Linked DNA regions of Homo sapiens: region 1 is linked to region 2. Evidence: chromatin contacts called from ENCODE Hi-C or POLR2A ChIA-PET data. All regions are on one chromosome and are shown on one strand. Each heading gives the region's core, a stretch centred on a gene start or an enhancer-like site at or near the end of the contact. The rest is flanking DNA. Distances are from core to core; before and after follow the strand shown. Region 1 overlaps MYO10 (myosin X). Region 2 has its middle 65 kb from the start of MYO10.

Evidence for each region. A loop is a pair of places that touch in the nucleus more often than their neighbours do. ChIA-PET counts read pairs that join two places held with the same protein, here RNA polymerase II (POLR2A). Pooled maps may share reads with other maps.
Region 1: a loop to region 2 is called in a map of chondrocyte, with 2.3 times the contacts of the local background. The contact joins two enhancer-like sites. A Hi-C loop is called at or near these places in 1 of 168 maps with a recorded cell type or tissue (chondrocyte) and 1 of 50 pooled maps. POLR2A ChIA-PET finds 5 or more read pairs at or near these places in 5 of 52 experiments (A549, AG04450, BJ and 2 more).

The regions. Positions count from the first base shown.
Region 1 is chr5:16,814,119-16,819,276 of GRCh38, reverse strand. It overlaps MYO10 (myosin X), which reads left to right. Exons shown (of 41, transcript NM_012334.3): 3 at 1,110-1,268. Among named protein-coding and RNA genes, the nearest start is that of MYO10, 120 kb to the left of the region's middle. Within about 2 kb of position 3,661, at least 2 of the 41 ENCODE cell types and tissues checked have a DNase peak (open chromatin) inside an H3K27ac peak, as active enhancers do.
Region 2 is chr5:16,999,101-17,004,244 of GRCh38, reverse strand. No RefSeq gene overlaps it. Among named protein-coding and RNA genes, the nearest start is that of MYO10, 65 kb to the right of the region's middle. Within about 2 kb of position 3,809, at least 8 of the 41 ENCODE cell types and tissues checked have a DNase peak (open chromatin) inside an H3K27ac peak, as active enhancers do.

The sequences.
Region 1 (5,158 bases), core at 2,412-4,911, 180 kb after region 2:
CTATAACATGTCTGTAGCGCTCATTGCTGTTTTTGGAATTTTAAAGAAGATAGGTTCTTGAGCAAACAAAAAAACCAATTTTATTTTAAATCAGAATGCATTTGTTCTGCCGAGAGAGTACACAAATGCTATATATCCTGGTTGAAAGGGAATATTGTCCAAGGAGATTTTCTAAACATTCCTGTGATGATGCGTTCCAGTCTTTGAAAAGATATATAGACTATTTAATCAATATGAACGTATACCATATTTAAAGTACTTAAATTAATAATTAAATGGAATAACTATTATAAAGCTTTGAAATTATGTGATTCAATATGAAACATTATATAGGGAAACCAAATTACTTTCTAAAACTTAGAAAGTTTCTTAATTGTTACTGATTTATATCAAATGGAGAAATAATGCAGAGAAGTGAACTATAAGTTTATAATTTCTGTGATTCCCAAAAGATGGTTCATACTTGAACTAATATCTTTTAGGAACATCTAATAGCAATGGTCAAAATAATTGCTTCTTTTAGAAATATATAGGTGACAGCTGGGCTCTGTGGCTCATGCCTGTAATCCCAGCACTTCTGGGGGGCCAAGACAGGTGGATTGCTTGAGCCCAGGGGTTTGAGACCAGCCTGGGCAACATGACAAAACCCTGTATCTAAAAAAAAAAAAAATGCAAAAATTAGCTGGCTGGTGGCACATGCCTGTAGTCCCAGCTCGGGAGGCTGAGGTGGGAGGATCACTTGAGTCTCAGAGGTGGAGGCTGCGGTGAGCTGTAATCATGCCACTGCACTCCAGCCTGAGTAACAGAGTGAAATCATGCCTCAAAACAACAACAACAACAAAGATATGTGTATATATATATATATACACACACACACACACACACACACACACACGCACACACACACACACACATACATACACACACAGAGAGAGAGAGAGAGATAGGTGACATAAAATGAAAGAGATTTTTGCGATATATTTTTGATTGTCCAATTTAGAATCTTTTTCCTGAAATTATACTGAGATTGTATTGTCAGTTTGGGAAACTTGTGTGAAAAATCACTTACTGCTGATAATGAAATAATTGAATTCCTCTCCCTCCCTCAGGTATTCACTTACAAGCAGAGCACAATTACCCACCAGAAGGTGACTGCTATGCACCCCACGAACGAGGAGGGCGTGGATGACATGGCGTCCTTGACAGAGCTCCATGGCGGCTCCATCATGTATAACTTATTCCAGCGGTATAAGAGAAATCAAATATATGTAAGTTCCACTTGTAATTCCTTTAAAAAGATCCTCACGTTTGAGTGAATGCTTATTTTTGTTTTCAGAGAGTATTTCTTGCCTTTTGAGAATTCTTGTTAATCTAAGTAAAATTATGTTTTCAAGGGATTTGCCACATTAGAAACTTGGGTCAAAAATCATGTTTTCCTAGAGTTTATTGCCTAGGTTTTATTAGTGGGGATTTACTTTCTGTGGAAGGGCCTTCTGCACATCGAGGTAGTTTGACCTTGCTGCTTGTGAATACGCTGTGTTGTGTTCAGTTTCTAAGTGTTCTGCCACGGAAAGAAGTCATGGAGTTGTAGACTGACCGAGGGAAAATGTTGACTTGTGGACATGAGTACTTGAGCTTAAGCTGTCTTTTCTGGATTTTTCTCTTTCTGTGGATTTTCAGTCATTTTTCTGGCTCTGAAGCCCACCCTAGGGTGATAACTTGCATTCAAGGGAACCCATCTTTCTAAGTTGTGGGATTCCTGTTTGCTATTTTGAATGGAGAAATACATAAAAAGTGGTCATGCACATTTTTCTCTCAACTTCTATGAAATGTGACTATACCTGTATTATAAAGTGATATTTAAGAATCACTTGTTATAAATTTTTGACGTGAAAGTACAGATACTGCATTATCTGTCAAGATCAGTTGACCTGCAGATTTTCTCCCCTTTTCCATCTGCCTGTTTGCAAGTCTTTATAGGAAACTAAAGGCAACTGGTTATGTATGTTTATTTCTCTTGTCCAGCTCAAATTTATATAGTTTTTAAGCCAAAATTATAATACTTTAAAAACTCTTGATCTTTTAGTCATTTTTATTCTTTAGGAGTTACATTTCTTTGCCAATATGTTTGTGATTATGATTAATAATAAATTAGCCTTTGCCAGGTGCTGTGGCTCACACCTGTAATCCCAGCACTTTGTGAGGCCGAGGTGGGCGGATCACGAGGTCTGGAGTTTGAGACAAGCCTGACGAACATGGTGAAATCCCATCTCTACTAAAAATACAAAAACTAGCTGGGCATGGTGGCACATGCCTGTAATCCCGGCTACTCAGGAGGCTGAGGCAGGAGAATTGCTTGAACCCGGGAGGCAGAGGTTGCAGTGAGCCAAGATCGCGCCACTGCACTCCGGCCTGGGTGACAGAGCGAAACTCTGTCTCAGAAAAAAAAGGCCAGGTGCGGTGGCTCACGCCTGTAATCCCAGCACTTTGGGAGGCTGAGACGGGCGGATCACGAGATCAAGAGATCGGACCATCCTGGCCAACATGGTGAATCCCCGTCTCTACTAAAAATACAAAAATTAGCTGGGCGTGGTGGCGTGTGCCTGTAATCCCAGCTACTCGGGAGCCTGAGGCAGGAGAATCGCTTGAACCTGGGAGGCGGAGTTTGCAGTGAGCTAAGATCGCACCACTGCACTCCAACCAGGCGACAGCAAGACTCCATCTCAAAAAAAAAAAAAAGAAAAATCAGCCTTAAAATGGATAGTAGGTGCTAATTGAAACTCAAGGCATGCTTAATATTCAGGTTCTTCCAATTTATCTACCCTTAGACTGAGAAAGGAGCTGGGAAAGAGAAAGAATTATATATTTATGGGTTTAAACTGCTAAATTTTCCTCAGTTAAAAAAAAAAAGAGTGTATTTGCCTTTTTTTTTTTTTTTTGAGACAGAGTCTCACTCTGTCACCAGGCTGGAGTGCACTGGCACTATCTTGGCTCACTGCAGGCTCCGCCTCCTGGGTTCAAGTGATTCTCCTGCCTCAGCCTCCCGAGTAGCTGGGACTACAGGCGTGTGCTACCACGCCCAGCTAATTTTTGTATTTTCAGTAGAGACAAGGTCACCATGTTGGTCAGGATGGTCTCGATCTCCTGACCTTGTGATCCGCCCGCCTCGGCCTCCCAAAGTGCTGGGATTACAGGCATGAGCCACTGTGCCCCGCCCTTTTTTTTTTTTTTTTTTTACACTGTGAAAGTGTCATTTTTGTCAAATCGACCTAATGTTTGCCAAATGTTTTCAAACAGCCCTGTCCAGAGAAATTCAATCATGCTGTCTTCCTCTGACTTGCTGAGCTAGCTTGTCCTGTCTTTAGATTAAAATATTTTCCATATGTTCAGAAAAGGTAATGTTTATACCTGTTGGTGTGAAAGTGGCGATGCATTCTGTGTTTTGCATGAGCTGGCATAATGTGCATTTATTTCTCTGTTCTCATCTCAAAGATCCCCTTGTAGATGACCAGTGAACCACCTCTTTCCCATAGAATACCACTGCATAGGTATCCACATGACCGCTGCACTGTGCGTGTGTTGTTATTATTAAATATTTGACACTGTCGTGTAACTATTTGTTTACATAGCAGTTTCTTTGCTAGGTTTGTCAAGGACTTATTTTGTCTTCCTGGAACCAAGGACACTGCCAGGCACCTGGTAGTTGTGCAATAAATGTTTATAAAATAAATGCCATTCATATTACAAAGTCTTGTAGTTGATAAAATGTGAACCTGGATTTTAAAATTTTTTATTGGTGTATGTCTCTTGTAGGTGCAGATAGGTTGAATATACCTAATCCAAAAACTCCAAATCCACAATGCTTCAAAATCCAAGACATTTTGCATGCTGATGTGTTGCTGAAAGGAAATGCTCATTGGGAATATTTTGGATTTTGAATTTAACTTAAATTATGCTTAACCAGTACATAGTATGCAAATATTCCAAAATCCAAAAAATATTGAAATCCACAACACTTTGTGTCCCAGGCATTTCACACAAGGGATGCTCAATCTATATTTTGAAACTCATACTTTGCTGTCATTAGAGAAAAAACACAAGTTTGTTTTTTTTTGTAATAGTGTCTTGCTATGTTGCCCAGGCTAGACTCAAACTCCTGAGCTAAAGTGATCCTCCTGCCTTAGCCTCCTGAGTACCTGGGATTACAGGCACGTGCCAGCATGCCCACCTAGACACAAGTTGTTATTGTACATTTTCAATAGTCAAGAAAAAGTAAGTAAATTAGAAGGAAAAAAAAACTACACAAGGGTTTAAAAGGCAGACCCTTTTAAAAAGTTTTTTATTTATTTTCCTCTTTTCATGATAATAATGTTAAACCTGACAGCTAAATTGCCAATACATACTATGAATAAGATCTTGGTCTTGGAATAAGGTCATATTCTTCCTTTCTAAGGGGAAACCCGTAGGATTTTTGTGCATCCAATTTGCAGTTCAGTTCAGTTAATTATGCCATTGTAGACCTTCCGTTTGAGGCTTGCAAAATTGTATATTATCCATAAAGCAGCCACCATGATTTTTTAAAATTATCATTGAAGCCATTCACCGGAGATGTCAGCGTCTGTTGGACTCCGCTCACATCGAGACAAGACCGCCACCTGTCAGAACAGCCACTGCTTCTCCACATTTGATCCTGGCTCGGAGCAATGCCTGTCTATATCTTTAAAAGAGAAAAAAAATAAAATGACTTGAATTGTTCCAGAGATGTTGCATTAGTTTTCTTTTGCTGGATAACCAGTTACCATAAGTGTACCAACTTAAAAAAACAAAACGGCCAGGCACAGTGGCTCACGCCTGTAATCCCAGCACTTTGGGAGGCCGAGGCGGGCGGATCACGAGGTCAGGAGATCGAGACCATCCTGGCTAACATGGTGAAACCCCGTCTCCACTAAAAAAAAAAGTACAAAAAAATTAGCCGGGTGTGGTGGCGGGCGCCTGTAGTCCTAGGTACTCGGGAGGCTGAGGCAGGAAAATGGCGTGAACCCGGGAGGCGGAGCTTGCAGTGAGCCGAGATCGCGCACTGCCCTCCAGCCTGGGTGACAGAGCGAGACTCCGTCTCAGGAAAAAATAAATAAATGAAGATTACAGTTCTGTAGGTTGA
Region 2 (5,144 bases), core at 2,560-5,059:
GTTTACACATCCTGTATACAGTGGTGGGAATGTATTCTTTTCTTGTCTTTTTTTTTTTTTTTAAGAGACGAAGTTTCACTCTTGTCGCCCAGGCTGGAGTGCAATGGCGCGACCTCGGCTCACTGCAACCTCTGCCTCCCGGGTTCAAGCGATTCTCTTGCCTCAGCCTCCCAAGTAGCTGGGAATACAGGCACCTGCCACCATGTCCAGCTAATTTTTGTATTTTTAGTAGAGACGGGGTTTCACTATGTTGGCCAGGCTGCTCTCGAACCCCTGACCTCAGGTGATCCACCCAACTAGGCCTCCCAAAGTGCTGGGATTACAGGTGTGAGCCACCACGCCCCGCCTCTTCCCTAGTCTTTTAAGAAACATAAACTCTGTATGCATCATGTCTAATAGGTACTTCTGTTTGAGACTTGAGGTACAAAATTGTTTTAATAATGACTTAACCTTGAACTAATTTTGAGTGTTAAAGGTTTCACTCCATACTAGAGAATAAAGTTGAAAGGGTTTTTTTTCTAAGTGAATGACCAAAGCATTATTTTGCTAAAGCAATAAACCTCAACTGTAAATCGTGCCATGCACTAAGTAGGTCACTGAAAACTAAAATGATATCAGATGTAGTCTAGGATTTCAGTTTAGCAGGATTATCTTTTCTAATTGCTGTTAAAATAAAACAACTACTTTTACTAAAAGCTTGGGGGTATGCTAGAGTGTTTTTAAAGCTATATTACAGCAAAAAAAAAAAAAAATTCTTCCCATGACAAGTTTTTATAAAAATGCTTCCATTCACCTTACTGCCTTAGAAAAATTATACACTGGATAGAATTTTGACTTTAAAGGTTTAGAGCCCTGGGATGCCACATGGGCACTGTGAATAGAATTTTCAATCAAGAACATAGTGAAACTCCATCTCTACTGAAAATGCAAAAATTAGCCAGGCATCGTGGCGCGTGCCTGTAGTCCCAGCTACTCGGGAGGCTGCAGGGGAATTGCTTGAACCTGGGAGGTGGAGGTTGTAGTGAGCATCATGCCACTGCACGCCAGCTTGGGCAACAGAGCGAGACTTCGTCTCAAAAAAAAAAAAAAAAAAAAGAATTTTCAATCAGGAACTGTCATGCCCTTCCTGGAAGTACTAGGAACACCACTGAATAAGCAAAGAATAAGTGAGAGAAGTTTCTTCTTATAGATCCCAGCTAAAGAAATGATAGAATTTGAATAGGACCACTTTATAACCCCAATAAATGGAGGGACCTGCCCATTGAGCATGAAGGGTTGAGAGCATCTCAAAAGTAGAGACAACCAGATATTGCACGTCTCCTGCTGGCAATGCCCCGCACTGTCTACAGAGTAGTCTTGCCCTACCCCACTCCCTCAAAAACAGCTTGAATCTGAACAAGCGTCTAGACCTAAATAGATATTTATAGGAAATATAAGAGAGAAAAATGTTATAGAACACCAAGGAGATGCCATCAGCAAAACTCATTTATGAAAAACTCTGCAAGATAAATAATCCAGTTTCCTCGGCAAATGAGTTACAAGGAATTAAGAAAAAGAAAAAGTGCCAGGCACATTGGCTCATGCTTATAAGGAGGACAAGACAAGAGGATGGCTTGAGCCCAGGAGTTCAAGACCAGCCTGGGAAACATAACGAGACCCTGTCTCTACAAAAAAATTTAAAAATTTAGCCTCATGTTGTGGTGTGTGCCTATAGTCCCCGCTACTTGGGAGACTAAAACAGAAGGATTACTTGAGCCCAGGAGTTCAAGGCTGCAGTGAGCTATGATCATGCCACTGCACTCCAGCCTGGGCAACAGAGTGAAACCCTGATCCTGTCACCCAAAAAAAAAGGAAAACTACATAGGTTAAGAGACAACTACTCATCACAAGGTGACCTTATATACTTCTTGATTCAAACAAACCAACTAAAAGAAAAATTACATAGATGAGGAGATTGAAAACCCCCGGATATTTTTATCATAGTTAAGCAACAATTGTCATTTGTTTTAGAAATAATAATGGTATTTTGATTATGTTGAAAGAGAAAATCCTTATATTTTGAAGACACAGACTGAAACATTTACAGATTTTTAAGAATTAATTTCTTATTTGACAAAGGAGGTATGTTCTGGGATTACTTCCTCAAAGAATTATGACTCTTTCCTCTTCCCCACCCTGAGCTAAAGTTCCCCTCCATCATATTTCAGTACTACCTTGTGTATATCTCCATCTTTGCACCTCCATGTTGCATAATAATCTGTTCATGTGAGTGTTTCTACCACTAGACCGAGCATCATTAGGTCGGTGATCATGCCATAATTGATTTGGTTTCTCCAATTCCTGACACATGGTGAATCAATAAATGAATGAATGCATGAACAATTCATTAACACCAATATTTTATTTTCAGCTCTACATGCTTATAGTAGCCAGGAGTTTCAAACTCCCCAATGCAAATGATGAATGGTTTCTGATTCCCAAGCTATAGAATTACCAAACAGCTTTCAGTCTCACTGTTTTAGCCATGTCTTCCTCCAAAGAATCGATGATTAATAGTCATAATAGCCAACTTTTATAGCCCACTTCCTATACACTGGGCACTGTTCCGAGTACTTATGTTTTAAATAATATTTTCATTACAGTCCTTTGACGTAAGGCCTAGTCTGATCATTCTCATGTTAGAGAAGAGAAACTGAAACACAGAGATGTGGGTCAGTGTCCAAGGTCTCTCATAAGGGGCAGACCTGGGATTCATACCCAGGAAAGCTGCTTCCAGAACATCTTCACTTGACCATGCTCAACAACCTCCCTAAGATAACTAGAGCCTTGCTAACCTAGTAGGTGTGGACTTTGCAGAAAGCTGCGTCTCTGGGCCATTGCAGTTCCAAGCACTTGATTCATAAGTGATCACTTTATTCATGCCAAAAAACACTATGAAATAAAGGCAACCTTAGGAAGATAAATAATCAGTATCAGAATAATGTAAGATAAAATACCATAGCAGAAGACTGTAAGATTGTCTTCAGATGTTTTGGGGGTTTTCTGTTTGTTTGTTTTTTGTTGTTGTTATTTTTTGTTTTGAGACAGAGTCTCTCCCTGAAGCCCAAGCTAGAGTGCAGTGGCACAATCTTGGCTCACTGCAACCTCCAATTCCTGGGTTCAAGTGATTCTCGTGCCTCAGCCTTCCAAGTAGCTGGGACTACAGGAACCTACCACCACACCTGGCTAATTTTTGTATTTTTAGTAGAGATGGAGTTTCGCCATGTTGGCCAGGCTGGTCTTGAACACCTGACCTCAGATGATCCACCTGCCTCGGCCTCTGAAGGTGCTGGGATTACAGGTGTGAGCCACAGCTTTCAGATGTTTAGTCAATCAAATTACTTCCCACTTCAGTACAGACATTTTGCCCAGCTAGTTAAAGAGTATTTTCTCGGGATGAGATCAGATGTGGCATTGACCCCATACATAAGACACCCATCATCTGACTGGGAACAAAAAATGAATTCCCAATTTAGCTCTTTCCTTGTGCCTCCTGCCCCATCTGGATACTGCTTCTTTCTTGGAATAATATCACAGTTAATCAAGGTTACAAAAACACGGAACATTCCTCCCTCATTTGAGGAATTTGGGATTGGTCAAAATCATTGTTGAACAAAATATCTAAGACAGAATGGGATAGAATTTACTTGATCTTTCCTTTTTTTCTTTTTCCAAGGAAGAAAGAGTCTCACTGACTCCAGGATTCTTGGCTTAGCCATTACTCAAGCCACAAATACTTCAGTTATCCAGTGAGTCAGCAGCCTTCAACCACACTTTTAAATAAAGGCCTTCTATCATGATATTTTTCATATGTGTTTTACTCCCTGTTGTATACCCTATAAATGCTAAGCTGTTACGATTTTTTTTTCCTCTCATTTCTTTCTGCGGAGATAGACCTGACATTTCTTTCAAGAAGACTGTTACTTATTTTCTACTAAGACTCAAACGACAAACTTTCTAGTGAATTCAATTGGGAGCTTCTTCTGGCCAATTCTAGCATTATTCTTTTTTTTCTCTTTTTTTTTTTTTTTTTTTTTTTGTTAATTTTTCTTTTTTTTCTTTGCAGACGGAGTCTCACTCTGTCGCCCAGGCTGGAATGCACTGGCACGATCTTGGCTCACTGCAACCTCCACCTCCTGGGTTCAAGCGATTCTCCTGCCTCAGCCTCCCAAGCAGCTGGGATTACAGGCATGCACCACCAGACCCAGCTAATTTTTTTTTTTTTTTCTGAGACGGAGTCCTGCTCTGTCACCCAGCTCCAGGGTTCAAGCAATTCTCTTGCCTCAGCCTCCCAAGTAGCTGAGATTACAGGCTCCCGCCACCATGCCCAGCTACTTTTTCTGTATTTGTAGTAGAGATGGGGTTTTGCCATGTTGGCCAGCCTGGTCTCAAACTCCTGACCTCAGGTGATCCGCCCACCTCAGTCTCCCGAAGTGCTGGGATTACAGGCGTGAGCCATCGTGCCCGGCCTTTTTTTTTTTTTTTCCCTACCTTATTGTGGTACAACATGCATATATAAAATATACAGTTTTAGCCATTTTTAATTATACAACTCAGCAGCATTAAGTACATTCACACTGCTATGCAACCATCACCACCATTTATCTCCAGAACTTGCTTCATCTTCCCAAATTTAAACTGTGTATCTCTTAAATTCAAATTCCTATCCCCCAACCTAGGCCTAGCAACCACCATTATACCTTCTGTCTCTCCTAATTTGTTCTTTGCTATTTCGATGGTTTTAATAAATGTAATTGGCCGGGTGCGGTGGCTCATGCCTGTAATCCCAGCACTTTGGGAGGCCGAGGCCGGTGGATCACGAGGTCAGGAGATCGAGACCACGGTGAAACCGTGTCTCTACTAAAAATACAAAACATTAGCCGGGCGTAGTGGCGGGCGCCTGTAGTCCCAGCTACTCGGGAGGCTGAGGCAGGAGAATGGCGTGAACCCGAGAGGTGGAGCTTGCAGTGAGCCGAGATTGCACCACTGCACTCCAGCCTGGGTAACAGAGTGTGACTCCGTCTCAAATAAATAAATAAATGTATTAATCATGATAAGGGCAGTGGGTTGCTAAAACAAAGAAACCTATACCTTTTTCTCCTTAA